Linked DNA regions of Homo sapiens: region 2 is linked to region 1. Evidence: chromatin contacts called from ENCODE Hi-C data. All regions are on one chromosome and are shown on one strand. Each heading gives the region's core, a stretch centred on a gene start or an enhancer-like site at or near the end of the contact. The rest is flanking DNA. Distances are from core to core; before and after follow the strand shown. Region 1 holds the start of GHET1 (gastric carcinoma proliferation enhancing transcript 1). Region 2 holds the start of CDK5 (cyclin dependent kinase 5).

Region 1 (7,436 bases), core at 197-2,696:
CTCATCAAACAACACTTTGCCTCGAGGCTGTTAGGAATGTATACTTCCATGTAGCGAAGAGGGAAGGAAGATCAGTGTAATGACCCTTTGTTTCTGATGAGGAGGCAGCTGCGTGGCTTTCTAAAGGCTACATAAGAACCTAAGGGCTGAACCAGGATTAGAAAGTGGCTCTGGTGCCTCACGTGGTGAGCATCCCGCAATGTACTCTGCCCTCTTCCGCCTTCTCTATTTTCAAACTCTTGGACTTGGTTTGTCTTCCTCCAAAATACTTTCTCTCTGAAAATGTTCACATCTCTTAGCTTCAAAACTTAACTGGATTGTCGACTTTGAAATGCCTCTTAATTTTGTCCATTGAGTGTTGTATCATCAAATACCAGTCCTTAATCCTACTGATATTAAAACATTAAAAAAATCCTGGCCGTGCGCGGTGGCTCACGCCTGTAATCCCAGCACTTTGGGAGGTTGAGGCAGGAGGATCACTTGAGGTTAGGAGTTCAAGACCAGCCTGGCCAACATGGCGAAACTTCGGTCTTTACAAAAATAGAAAAATTAGCCAGGCGTGGTGGCGCGCGCCTATAGTCCCAGCTACTCAGGAGGCTAAGGCAAGATAATCGCTTGGACCCACGAGGCGGAGGTTGCAGTGAGCCGAGATCACACCACTGCACTCCAGCCTGGGTGACAGAGACTCCAGCCTGTCTCAAAAAAAAAAAAAAAAAAAAAAAAAAAGAAAGAAAAGAAAAGAAAAAGTACAAGAAAAAGAAAAACCCCTATTCACCCTCATCCCATTTCCTGTCTTTGATCTCTTAGGACATACTATACCATCTTTACCAATAATTGGTCCGTAGTATCTATTACTATTTATTTGATTTTTGTTTTCTTTTTCCTTCTTGTCTGTGATGGGTTTTCCCAAATTTACTGTTTGTTTCTGGAAGAAAAGAATAGTACTTCGTTTTCCCCCTGTATTCCATGCTTTATTTAATGATGCTGACTTTCAACATTTTAAAATTGAGATGAAAACAAGAAACGAGGGATGCCAGGAGAGTGGAAACTCTCGTAAAAGACTAGTCAAGTGCAGTAGTGAGAAGGGGGGAAAGAGTAGAACAAGGAGTTCGATCTGTAACTGACTGTGAACAATCAATTGAGATAACTCACTACCTTCGGACCAGCCAATAAGTCCTCCTACTGTTTGAACTATTTAAAGCCCCCAAATTTGTTCATTTTCCCCTTACAGTGATATTCTGGTTTCAGTTTACTGATGACTATATTTACAATATTAATGATATATATATACTCTAAGAATTCCCTGGCACATCTATTTATCAATAGCTGGAAAAACGTACTGAATAACAAGAATCAGACGTGTTGCTAAGCATCCTGGGAAAGAGATATGCAAAATTAGCATTTCGTCATCAGGGCGTCTTTCCCCCGGTTTGTCTTGAGTGGCTCAGCCACCGCAAGGTACCAGAGAGCCGCCCAATCTGCGCTGGCCTCCTTTATCTGTTTGCTGTGTGACCCTCCGGACAGCTCTGTGGGACCTGGAGGAAACTGTGAGCCCTACAGATAAAGTCTGTGCTTCCAGCGTCGGTAAATCCCAGCAAGCGCCACTACCTGGAGGCTGACACTTTCCCATCTTGGCAGTCAGCTCCCTACAGAGGTGCTTCTCCCACTGCCCAAGATCCCTGCCTCCTCCTTAAACCCCAACTGATAGAACAGAAACCACCACCTAAGGAACGTGAAGGGGAAGCATCTGAAACACCAGAAGATCTTGGATTGTTCCTGAGGACTTCAGAATCTACAGGGACAAAAGGCAGAAGCAGGAAGTCCGAAGTAAAGATGACTAAGAAAAGGCGGGTGGAAAAGATTTCTGTGAAAGTGTCAGAGGCAAAGCTCTGAAAGACCTGAAACTCATGCCGAAAGCAAAGAACAGCAAAAAGACAGTAGGGATGTGTCTGGAGCAACAAGGATCGGGCTGTTCCTGGGGCAGCCGAATTCACAGCTCTGTTTTACTCCTAATGGAGGATCTTCCTGCTGCAGCGGCGAGTAGACCTTACTGTAAAGGTGCAGGCAAGGGGAGGGGAAGGGCAGGCAGCTGCCCATTGGAGTTCACATCTCCAAGCCTGAGAAAATGTGTTCCTGGATGCCCCAAGCCAATGGAAAAGCAGAATCATTGACTATGTTTGACTCCTTCTGGTACCTAGCACAGTATCTGGGACACAGCAGGTGCTATGTAAATGTGTTGAGTGAATGAATGAATGAATGCCATTGAGGAGAATGAATAACCCCAGAAAACTAGACATGGGTAGATGTTGTCCTAATTTCAAAAGAGGGGAAAATGAGAGTGAGAGTTTCATAAATGACAATCTCTAAACGATGTTGCTCTCTAGCAAAATTCTAGAATGGATTATTTTAAGAACAAAGCAGGTAAACATTGGCAGCCAACTTGAAATTAATAAGAAAAAGGTGTGCGCCAGAATAGTTTTATTTCCTTTTGTTTTTCATTGTACAGCTTGATTTGACTAAGTTGTTTATACCTTTCACTCTGCCTTTGCATGCACTGGGGGTGATCTAGTCTACTATGTGGACTGGAAGTCCACCCAGTGGCCAGGCTCAGAGGCAGGGAAGGGGGGTTGGTGCCATTCTGGGAGAGGAGGTTTCTGGGGCTGTTTCTCAGCCAGATCCTGTCTCATCTGTTTCCAACAACCCCACAAATGAAGACACTGAAGCTGACTAATCAAATTGACTGATGCCCCAATAGGTGTCATGATATGCAGTGAGAATCCGGCAGGCATTAGAGATGAACAGCACGGGCTGCAGCCACATTATCTCAGCTTGAGTCCTAGTTTTCACCAGCTACTAGCTAGCTATCTCTGGTCAAGTCACTTACCTTGCTTGAGCCTCAGTTTCTCCATCTAGAAAATGGTCATAATCGAAGTATCTATCTTATAGGGTGTTGGGAAGATTAACTGAGAAGCCACATAGAGTTTACTGGCACATTAAAAAAAGAAACTATAAGAATGTTAGCTGTCCTTTTGCACGGCAAAAGGAACAGTAAGCAGAGTAAACAGACAACCCACAGAGTGGGAGAAAATCTTCCCAATCTATACATCCGACAAAGGACTAACATCCAGAATCTACGAGGAACTCAAATTAGCAAGAAAAAAACAATCCCATCAAAAACTGGCCTAAGGACATGAATAGACAATTCTCAAAAGAAGATATACAAATGGCCAACAAACATATGAAAAAGTGCTCAATATCACTAATGATCAGGGAAATGCAAATCAAAACCACAATGCAATACCACATTACTCCTGCAAGAATGGCCATAATAAAAAAAAAATCAAAAAAATAATAGATGTTGGTGTTGATATGGTGAAAAGCGAACACTTCTACACTGCTGGTGGGAATGTAAAGTAGTACAACCACTATGGAAAACAGTGTGGAGATTCCTTAAAGAACTAAAAGTAGATCTACCATTTGATCCAGCAATCCCACTACTGGATATCTACCCAGAGGGGAAAAAAAAAGTCATTATATGAAAAAGATGCTTGCACATGCATGTTTGTAGCAGCACAATTCGCAATTGCAAAAATATGGAACCAGCCCAAATGCCCATCAACCAACAAATGGATAGAGAAACTGTGGCATAGGGCTGGGCGCCGTGGCTCACGCCTGTAATCCCAGCACTTTGGGAGGCTGAGGCAGGCGGATCACGAGGTCAAGAGTTTGAGACCATCCTGGCCAACATGGTCAAAGCCTGTCTCTACTAAAAATACAAAAATTAGCCGAGTGTGGTGGCGTGCACCTGTAGTCTCAGCTACTTAAGAGGCTGAGGCAGGAGAATCGCTTGAACCTGGGAGGCGAAGGTTGCAGTGAGCCAAGATCACACCACTGTACTCCAGCCTGGCAACAGAGCAAGACTCTGTCTCAAAAAAAAAAAAAAAAAAAAAAAAAAAAAAAAAAAAAAAAGAAAGAAAAAAAAGAAAAAAGAAACTGTGGCATATATATACAATGGAATACTACTCAGCCATAAAAAGGAGTGAATTAATGGCATTTGCCGCAACCTGGATGAGATTGGAGACTATTATTCTAAGTGAAGTAACTCAGGAATGGAAAACCAAACATTGTATGTTCTCACTTATAGTGGGAAATAAGCTCTGAGGATGCCAAGGCATAAAAATGATACAATGGACTTTGGGACTTTGTGGGGGAAAGGGTAGGAAGGGGATGAGGATTAAAAGGCTAAAAATTGATTTCAGTGTATATTGCTCTGGTGATGGGTGCACACCGAAATCTCACAAATCACCACTAAAGAACATACTCATGGCCGGGCGCAGTAGCTCACGCCTGTAGTCTCAGCACTTTGGGAGGCCGAGGCAGGCGGATCACGAGGTCAGGAGATCGAGACCATCCTGGCTAACATGGCAAAACCCCGTCTCTACTAAAAATACAAAAAAAAAATTAGCCGGGCATGGCGGTGGGTGCCTGTAGTCCCAGCTTCCTCTCATGCTATGTAGATGTCACACCTGGTCCAACCCATCTTTGGGTCCCTGGTAAATCAGACACCGCCTCCTCAAGCCTGCCTATAAAATCCGGTGCACTCCACTGAGGTCTGGAGGTCCCATTTGGGTGCACCTCTCTCTCGAAAGAGACAAAGCTGTTCTCTGGGCCGGGTGGGGTGGCTCACACCTGTATTCCCAGTGCTTTGGGAGGCCGAGGTGTGCAGATCACATGAGGTCGGGAGTTTGAGACCAGCCGGACAAACATGGAGAAACCCCGCCTCTACTAAAAATACAAAATTAGCCGGGCATAGTGGCACATGCCTGTAGTCCCAGCTACTCGGGAGGCTGAGGCAGAAGAATGATGTGAACCTGGGAGGCGGAGCTTGCAGTGAGCCAACATCGCACCACTGCGCTCCAGCCTGGGCGACAGAGCAAGACTCTGTCTCAAAAAAAAAAAAAAAAAAAAAAAAAAAAAAAAGAACTTACTCATGTAACCAAATACCACCTGTTCCCCCAAAATCTATGGAAATAGAAGCTTTTAAAAAATTAAAGGCTGGGTACGGTGGCTCACGCCTGTAATCCCTGCACTTTGGGAGGCCAAGGCGGGCAGATCACCTAGGGCAGGAGTTCAAGACCAGCCTGGCCAACATGGCAAAACTGTCTCTACTAAAAATACTAAAAGTAGCTGTGTGTGATGGTGCATGCCTGTAATCCCAGCTACTCGGGAGGCTGAGGTAGGAGAATTGCTTGAACCCGGGAGGCAGAGGATGCAGTGAGCCAACATCACGCCACTGCACTCCAGCCTGAGAGACAGAGAGAGCCTCCATTTCAAAAAAAAATTTTTTAAAAAAGAATGTTAGCTCTCAGGGTTCAGAATCATTTTTCCTGGCTGACTGGACACAAGCTAACAAGAAACAGACATAAACTAACAAGGTAACAGACATAAATTATCAGAGCTGAAGTTTCCCTTTTCAGTTAAAAAACAACAAATCTGACCAAGTACCAGATAAGAGAATCCCACACAGTAAAAATGCAAATACTTGTGTAGTTTCACAGAAGGCTGTCATTGTCCCTGAAGTCTGTTCTCACTGGGTGGAACCCAGGGCCCAGGGGTCAGTTTGGGGTCCCATATTTTAAAAAAGACGTCAACAAAGAAGAACTGCCCAGGGCAAGGTGAGCAAGATGGTGACACACACTTCCTCCAGGTGAGTGATTCTTGACTTTGCAAAAATGCTTTCAACTAACAGTTTGGTGGTTCCTCAAAAAGTTAAATACAGAACTACCATATGACCCCAAATTTCCACTCCTAAGTATATACCCCAAGGGGCAGAAAACATGTCCACACACAAGTCTGAGCACAAATGTTCACAGCAGCACTATTCACAATAGCCAAAATGTGGAAACAACCCAAGTGTCCGCTGAAGCAAGAATGGATAAACGACGGGGGTACGCGTGTATAATGGAATGCTATCCATCCATTAAAAGGAAGGACGAGGCCGGGTGCGGTGGCTCACGCCTGTAATCCCAGCACTTTGGGAGGCCAAGGCAGGTGAATCACGAGGTCAGGAGATTGAGACCATCCTGGCTAAGACAGTGAAACCCTGTCTCTACTAAAAATACAAAAAATTAGCCAGGTGTGGTGGCGGGCACCGGTAGTCCCAGCTACTCGGGAGGCTGAGGCAGGAGAATGGCGTGAACCCAGGAGGCAGAGCTTGCAGTGAGCCGAGATCGCGCCACTGCACTCCAGCACTCCAGCCTGGGTAACAGAGCAAAACTCTGTCTCAAAAGAAAAAAAAAAAAAAAGGGAAGGATGTTCTGACACATCCTACATGGGTGAGCCTTGAAAACATTATTCTAAGTGAAAGAAGCCAGACATAAAAGGTCGCATATTGTAGGATTCCATTTATATGAAATGTTCAGAATAGGCAAATCCATAGAGACAGAATGAAGATTGGTGACTGCCAGGCGCTGGAGGGCATGACTGTTTAATGGCTACAGGATTTCCTTTGGGGCTATTAATGTTTTGGAACTAGTTTTGTACAACAGCGAGAATGTACTAAACGCCCCTGAACTGTACCCTTAAAAATGGTTAATTTTATGTTATGTGAATTCCACCCCAGTTTTTTGTTTTTGTTTCTTTGTTTTTGAGACGGAGTCTCGCCCTGTCGCCCAGGCTGGAGTGCAGTGGCGCGATCTCAGCTCACTGCAACCTCTGCCTCCTGGGTTCAAGTGATTCTCCTGCCTCAGCCTCCCGAGTAGCTGGGACTACAGGCATATGCCACTATGCCCAGCTAATTTTTTGTATTTTTAGTAGAGATGGGGTTTCACCATGTTGGTTAGGCTGGTCTCGAACTCCTGACCTCAAATGATCCATTTGCCTCAGCCTCCCAAAGTGCTGGGATTACAGGCATGAGCCACCATGCCTGGCCCCCACCCCAGTTCTTTAAAATGCTTTCAACTAATAGTATCCCATTTGATCTGGTCCTCTTGACGGTCTTGTGAAGTGAGTAGGACTGGTGATATTTTTTCTTGTTTTCCGTTTGAGAAAAATGAGGCTGGGAGGTTTGCCCAGTTAGTAAGCTAAGTGATGGCAGATGGGGTCTCAAGGAGTCTCTGATTCCAGGACCAGTGTGGTCTCCGCCATTCCCCTCTGCATCCCTTTCACCCCACTCCACTGGCGCAACACCTCCCCGGGCACAGTGGGGTCAGGGAGGGTGGTCCCATAGCCCTTGTGGTCAGCCCTGCAGAGGAGCCCGAAGGGGCTTTGGGGCCATCTGCTGAGGTTCATGCTGCCTTGACCCTTGGACTTGCTCTCCTGATCAACTGCAGCAGGCACGCAGTGCAGCACATGGAGCTGCTTCTTCCCAGGAGGCCAGGGCCAGGGCCACATCCACCGGCTGACCCAGGTAGGACTCGATGCAAAGGCTTGAGGCT
Region 2 (6,627 bases), core at 1-2,500, 2.1 Mb after region 1:
ATATGAGTGGGGGAATGGGACAGAGTTTAACCTCAATCTGGGCCCCTATACCTTCCCAAGGCTACTGTCCTCCAAACCCCGCCTTTCACCTGGTCACAGAATTCAAAAACCAAAGTCAGCTTCTTGTCGCTGTGCAGGACGTCATGAAGCCTAGGGCAAAAGAAGGGCTCAGCCAGGCAGGTCCGCCTGACAGACGTCCAGTGTCAGCCCCCGCCTCCCCCAAGCGGCCACACCGGCAAGGAGCACCCGCCTCCCGCACACCTGACGATGTTCTTGTGCTTCAGCTCCTTGAGTAGGCAGATCTCCCGGAGGGCGGAACTCGGCACACCCTGCATATGTGAGGGGGCCGGTGGGCAGCAGTCAGATCCCACCCAGCCCAGGCCCTCAAACCCCTCCCCAGGCCGTATCCCACTCCCCAGTCCTACCTCATCATCGTCATCCAGCCTCACCCGTTTCAGAGCCACGATCTCATGAGTCTCCCGGTTTTTGGCCTTGAACACAGTTCCGTAGGTGCCTAGGGGAAGGAGGTCAGGGGTCAGGGTGAGGATGCGGCACTCTTCCCTAAGCCAGGAAATGCCTCCTGAGAGAGGTGAAGGCAGCGTCTCAGTATGCAAGGGAAGGGATTCAGGGTGAAGGTAGGTTGGTGAGCTTTGTGAGTGAGGATGTGGCAGGTGGGGAGGGAGGAGAAGGTGCCCACCGAGGCTCCAGGGGCTCGGCAGGAGGGGCGAGTGCGGTTGCCAGGGCAAGGATGTCTAAAATGAAGGCGGTGCTCCGGAAGGGTCTGGAAATAGTGAGGAGGGGTCTGGGAGAGGACTGAGGGGCTGCAGAAATATTGAGGTTGGAGGTCTGCAGCAAGAAACGAGGCTGGGGGTCGGGGTGAGGTTGTCCAAGTGCTGCTGAGGCTGGGGTGAGAAATTTCAGGAAGTGTCGCGGTTGGGAGGTCGGGTCTACTGGGAACGCTAAGGTTGGAGTGAGAGCCCTGCGGGAAATGCTAACACGGGGAAGACTGGTGTCTGCACGGAGTGCTGAGCTAGGGGGCCAGGGCTGCAGCCGCTGCTGAGATCGGAGCCTGTAGGCATTGCTGACGGTAAGGGAGCCAGGGCTTCAAGGAATGCCGAAGGATCTGCAGAGGAGCTCTTGCAGGAACATCTCGAGATTCCATTACCTTCCCCAATCTTTTCCAGTTTCTCGTATTTCTGCATCGCGGCGGCCGCGGGGACCCCTGCGGGCCCTCGGTTTTAAGACTCTGGCCCCGGCGTTGCAGAGGAGGCGGCACCTGAGCCTCCAGCCCCGCCCCGTCTGCCCGCGCAGGGCCTTCTGGGGCTTGTAGTCCTAAAACGACTAGGTCTCCCCGCAATGCCCGAGACCGAGGACAAGAAGACTACAACCCCCAGCCGTCTGCGCTCACGCTCTCTGCAGCACTCGACTCCAGGGCTCCGTTTCTACCGCGGAGGCAAACCTTGGACTTCAAGTCCCAGGAAGCAACGCGTGTCCGTTTTCCGGGCGCCCCGCCGCGGCGCCGTGGTTCCCAGTGTGCCCCGCTGTTGTTATTCCTTTTATGTGCTCCCAGCCCTCTTGAAAAGGGCCGCTCCGGGACTACGCGTTCCAGAATGCAGCGGAAATGGGGGCGGAGCGCTCTCGGTTAGGGGTTTGGGGTTTGGCGGCCTAGATCCCGGGCACTGGCGGCCCAGCGCTGACCTGGTTGGTGGCATTGTGTTCCCAACGGCCTCTTGACGACCTCAGCACGGGTTTCCACCTCTCCCCAAGCCACCTAGTGACCCCAGAATTGACTGGGGAATGCCTGTGAGCGATGATGACCTCACAGGGAACAGCTGACCGCAGGGCTGGGAGAACAGCTGTGCCCCTTCGAGGCTGGATTTTAGTGGAGGGACACACGCCAAAGACCCCCTCTCTGCTGAGCCCCGTTTGTTGTCTCGGAGCCCACCCGACTCTAGCCGCTGAACTCTGACATGCTGAGGAAAACTGGGTGGAGCCCTGGGGGTCCCCCTCAGACCCCAGTCTCCGGAACAGGGCCCACTGGAGTCAGCCAGGGTGTGGCAGGCAGGTTGGTTAACCCCCTCCACAGACAAGACCACAGACCGATGCTCAACTTGCAGCAGCCTCTGCCTCACCCCTTAAAGGAGCTGATTATAGATTCCCTTACGCTGCCTCTCTAATTGTCTCATGATTGCATTCTTGAGGGCTATGGACCGAGGGAAAAGGATCCCAAACAGCACTCCTCAGCACCGGAACCAGAGTTGCTGCTAAACACGTGTTAATTAACTCGTTTCTATCTGAATGCTTTTGCATACACAAGGGAAAAGAAGCAAAAAGTGTATTCCTTATCTGGAAGACTTTGTGATTTCGTTGGGCAAAAAAGAACTACACACAAAGGTCTTGAATGATAAGTGATGGCTCTGCCTAGGGTTCGGTTCAGTGTGGAGGTTCCATTCAAGAGGAAGGAGGCCAGCACAGCGAATCTCTGTCCCTCTCTGGAAGTGGAGAGCCTCTAACAAGTTACCCTCTCCCAGATCAGCTCAGGGTACCGGGCGGCCAGCCTCCAGCCCCTGTCACCCTTCTCACCCACTCGCCACCCGTCCCTCAGGGGCTTTCTTGGAGGCACGGGGGTTATTGAGGGGGGCAAGAGAATCTCAACCCCGATACGTTTATGTTTCGACTTCCCCGAATTTCCTTGTGCCTGCGTTTTGCTGCCTGGGATCCCTAGCGTGAGAAGGGCTCCTTTACACTCAGAGGTGCCGTAATGGAGCCAAGGGACGGCATCCTCGGGGCTCCCGAGCCCCGAGTGGAGAAGCTTGGGGCAGAGGGACGGCGGGGGCGGCCCCTGGTGCCGGGCTGTGCCTGGAAGCGCGCCCCCGCCCCGGCCCCCGCTCCCGCCTCCCCACCCGCGAAGGCGGGACCGCGCACGGTGCGCCGGGGGGCGCGCACGCAGGGGGCTGGCCTGCCCGCGGCGCGGGGGAAAGTTGAGTTGGGAGAAGTTGGGAGCGGCGGGGGCGCGCCCCGGGGTGGGCACGGGGCAGTCGTCGGGAGCGCGCGAGTGCGCCGGAGGACGGGGAGAGACCCCGAGACCCCCGGGGCACGAAGTCCAGAGCGAGCGGGTAGGCGGAGAGGTGGTGGCGGGGGACGGCCAGGGCCGCAGAGGGAGGAAGGGAGGGGGAAGGAGAGGGGGGAACTCGGGACTCGAGCGGGGAGGGAGTGGAAGTGGAGGAAAGGGCGGAGACTGGGGCGCGGGGAACCGCGGTCTTGGGGAGAAGGATGGGGAGGCGGATGGAGTGCTGGTCGGAAGCGGGCATTCCGGGGTCCCCTTCTCAGAGTTCCCTAAAGCCAGGGTGCCGCGCCCCCTGCCACCAGGAGGGGGTAGTCTCCCCGAGGCGCCGCCGGCCCTCCCACTCCCCGGCTGGCTCCAGACCACCCCTCCCCTCCGGCCCCCCCGCATAGTCCTTCAGTCCCGTCCGGGGCGCCCAGACTGGGGGTTGCCCGGGGCCCCCATCCCCAATCTCCGGGTTGAGAGGCGAAGCCAGGAAAGGCGGGTGGCGGGTAAGGTCGGACAAGGGGTCAGACAGAAGAGGGAGCAGCTGGGTGGGAATGGGAAAGATGAGCCCGGAGAGTTGGACCTGACTCCCGGGGTCGGTTTGTCCAGGCGGGAAGTTCTGTGCTGGGTGTGAGAGGCGGCACTGCCTGAAACCCAGGGTCTACTTTATCCCCCTTCGTTTCCCCCGCCAGCCCCACATGGAAGAGCTGCGGAATTTACGAGTTCACTTGGGGGGTGGTTAATGCCCAAGTGGGGGTCCGAGGTGCTAATCCCTTGGTCAAGGGGAGAGATACTAATCCTCTGGGCCGGTCGGGGCTGGTCCCGGGAATGTGCCCCTACCCGGATTATCGGCACCGATGCTCTGGACAGAAGCTGCTTTGTGTTCTGGGACAGCAGGGGAGGGGGTGCAGAGGAGTGTGGAGGAGCGCGACGAGGGCACAGCCTGAGGTGGGAGTGGGCGCCTGCAGGTGCTCTGGGCGGACTCTCCCCACACCCTTCCCAGACTGGGTGCACTCACGCTCACCCACACCACCCGCCCTGGCTGAAGGCCTGCTGAGGGGGAGGGGAAGAGCGTGGTTAGCCAAGTTGGAGTGCTTGCCAAGAATGTGTTGCCAGGCTCCCCATCCTGGGTGACCCCCCCAGACCTATATTGTTTGACGCTACACTGACTTGTCTTACTCCTAAGTCAGGCACCCCCAGTCCCCAGCAACACACTGGGAGCATGGGTTGTTGGGTACCGTCACTTTTTGCCAGTCTTGGGTGCCCCCTGTGCTGACCCGCTAGGAATGCGCCCCCTATTTGCAGGGATTGGGCTCCCTCCTGCAGCTCCTTCTCTGCCCCCACCACACAGTGTCCTCCCCAGACTCCCTACAGTCACAGTCAGGAGGGTGGCAGCACTGCCACTCAGATTTTCCTGGCTCCAGGCTCTAGAGGGGCGGGATCCAGACTGCCCCTCAGAGGCAGAACCTCAAGGTTGCGGTGCCCACCCCCTCCCAGCCCATCACATGCCCCTCCCCCATTATAAAGCTCTGCCCAGCCCATGCCCACCTTCTGTGCCTTCCTCTCTCTCAGTGAGTGAGTGGAGTTGAGCTCCTGCCCTCCACCCAGCCAGCCTGCTTCCCTCCTGCCGGTCCCCAAGGACCTGGGGGAGGGAAGCCTCCTGCCGGCCTGTACTGGGGAGGGGGCACCCCCTCCCTGCAGGGGCATCTTGGGCTCTCTCCAGAGTTCTTCCATTCGTCTGCTTCCTGTCTCGGCAGCCCGGCCCCGGCTCCACGGGGTGTCTCACCCTCCCCACCACACCCTCTCTGGTCTCAGGCCCACCTCTGGTGGGTGCCCTGACCCTGCGAGGCTCCGTTGTCTGCCTGGGCCTTCACTCCCCTCTTTCCCCAGCTCATTATCACTCCCTCCCTCATCTTTGTTGCTTTCTCTCCGGGCCTGGGCCTTGACTCCTTTCTCCCTCATTTTTCTTGCGGCCTTTCCCACCTCCTCTCTCCTCCTCCCTCTACTCAGCCTCTCGGCCCTTTTCGGCCCCCCTCGCCTCAGTCCTCTCCTGTCTCCTTGTTCTTCTCTTTTCTTCCTATAAATAACTCTCCTCTGTGCTGTGGCTGCCGCTAAGGGCCACTCTGAGGCCCTTCATACTCCAGGAGGATCCCCAGCAGCGCAGCCTGCGCGTGGTGGCTCCTGCCCTCCCAGGGCTCTCGATGGTGATCAGGCCTCTCCCCCATCCAGGTTATGCCTCCGCCTCGTTGCCCTGAAAGCCGCAGCGACAGCGAAAAGGGCTAAGATTCGGCCATGAGCAGCGCCCCTCGGCGCCCCGCCAAGGGCGCAGATTCTTTCTGTACGGTGAGTGTGGCCCCCAGGTCGCCAGCCCAACCTTCCCTCCCTGGGCAGCCTTGGGTGCTCCGGCCAAGGGTCCTCGCCAACCAGGGGTGTGAGCGTGTGTGAGTGTGGAGACTGGGAGGATGCTGCCATCCCTACCCTGACTTTGCATGATGGTCGTAGGGGGGGATGGGTAGTGGGGGTATCAGACGTCTTCCAGTCCTGGGGAGGGAGTTGAGGCTGTTACCTGAAGACCTAGGTAGCTTAGCCTCAGCGGTTGAGGAACTTTGAGAACCCTGGGTCTCTCACCCAGCAACCCGTCTCAGACCCGGCTGGCCTTAGAGGCGCAGGTCAAGTCTGCACGCGGGCCAGGGTTCTGGGCGGAGCTCGCCTGCCACGACTGGCCACGCCCCCTGCCCACGTGCCACCCAGGCCCGCCCCTCCCTGCCCCCACGTGGCCACCGCTCCACATGGCCCCCTTTGGATTTTCCTAAGGAGTCTTAATGATTAACCCCGTGCCACAATCAGCTCCGCTATTGGTCACACTGGCCCAGAGGGGCACGTGACTGGGAAGGGGCACAGGCTGGTCCCCTCCCCCTCCTTCTCAGGTTCACCCCTGCCGGCCATGGACTTCCTCCTGCGGCCTCAGGTGCGAGGGGTCTGCGACCCTCTCTCCCCATGGCGGCAAGCTCCCTGCGCCTCTCCCCGTCCCCTCGTCCCACGGGGCTGCTTCTGGTGGGAGTGGGGCTGGGCGCTTAGGGGAGCCAGGAGATGGACAGGAGCCTTCCTCACAGAGGGGAGAAGCCAGCCCCCTGGCCCGCTCACCTTCTCTTATCCGGTGTTCTGCCAGTCCCAGCTGCTCCAGTCCCCACCTCGCCCCTAAGACCCGCCCTTCACCCCAGCCCTCCCCGCGCTCTTCCTTGTTCTGGCTGCTGGCACCGCTATGGAGGGGGCTGCATACCCCCGCCCTTGGAGATCCCGATGCCCTTCAGGTCCAGAAGCTCTTGAGCAAATATTTGGCGGCGCCTGGAGCTGAGACCGTGGGTGGGTGGGGGGCTGGACCAAGGCTGCCTGGCCAGGCGGCTGCCGCTTAGCTGGGCTGAGCTCTTACAAGCGCCGCATTCCCTGCCGGCTGTGCCGGCCGGCCGCTGCTCCGCGCCCGCAGGATGACTCAGGTGGGGGCTGTGGGGGTGGGGTGAGGGGTGGGGCTAGGGACCTGGCCCAGGGCTCGGGCCGGGGGCCTGGGGGCTGGGGGAGCT

What was found. A loop is a pair of places that touch in the nucleus more often than their neighbours do. Pooled maps may share reads with other maps.
Region 2: a map of CD8-positive, alpha-beta T cell shows a loop between it and region 1 (18-fold over the local background). The contact joins the promoter of CDK5 here to the promoter of GHET1 in region 1. A Hi-C loop is called at or near these places in 2 of 168 maps with a recorded cell type or tissue (CD4-positive, alpha-beta memory T cell and CD8-positive, alpha-beta T cell) and 5 of 50 pooled maps.

The regions. Positions count from the first base shown.
Region 1 is chr7:148,986,081-148,993,516 of GRCh38, forward strand. GHET1 (gastric carcinoma proliferation enhancing transcript 1) reads left to right here and starts at 1,447. Exons shown (of 1, transcript NR_130107.1): 1 at 1,447-3,349. It also overlaps RNY1. RefSeq lists a silencer at 1,094-1,163 and enhancers at 1,306-1,806, 1,374-1,423, 1,744-1,793.
Region 2 is chr7:151,056,647-151,063,273 of GRCh38, forward strand. CDK5 (cyclin dependent kinase 5) reads right to left here and starts at 1,251. Exons shown (of 12, transcript NM_004935.4): 1 at 1,166-1,251; 2 at 426-514; 3 at 262-329; 4 at 90-150. The coding sequence starts at 1,202. SLC4A2 (solute carrier family 4 member 2) reads left to right here and starts at 2,943. Exons shown (of 23, transcript NM_003040.4): 1 at 2,943-3,116; 2 at 5,279-5,392. The coding sequence starts at 5,342. LOC128092247 reads left to right here and starts at 5,282. Exons shown (of 1, transcript NM_001414898.1): 1 at 5,282-5,332. The coding sequence starts at 5,282. The coding sequence ends at 5,332. RefSeq lists enhancers at 522-1,055, 1,014-1,143, 1,474-1,523, 1,674-1,953, 2,034-2,083 and 2 more and silencers at 2,817-3,006, 3,047-3,636.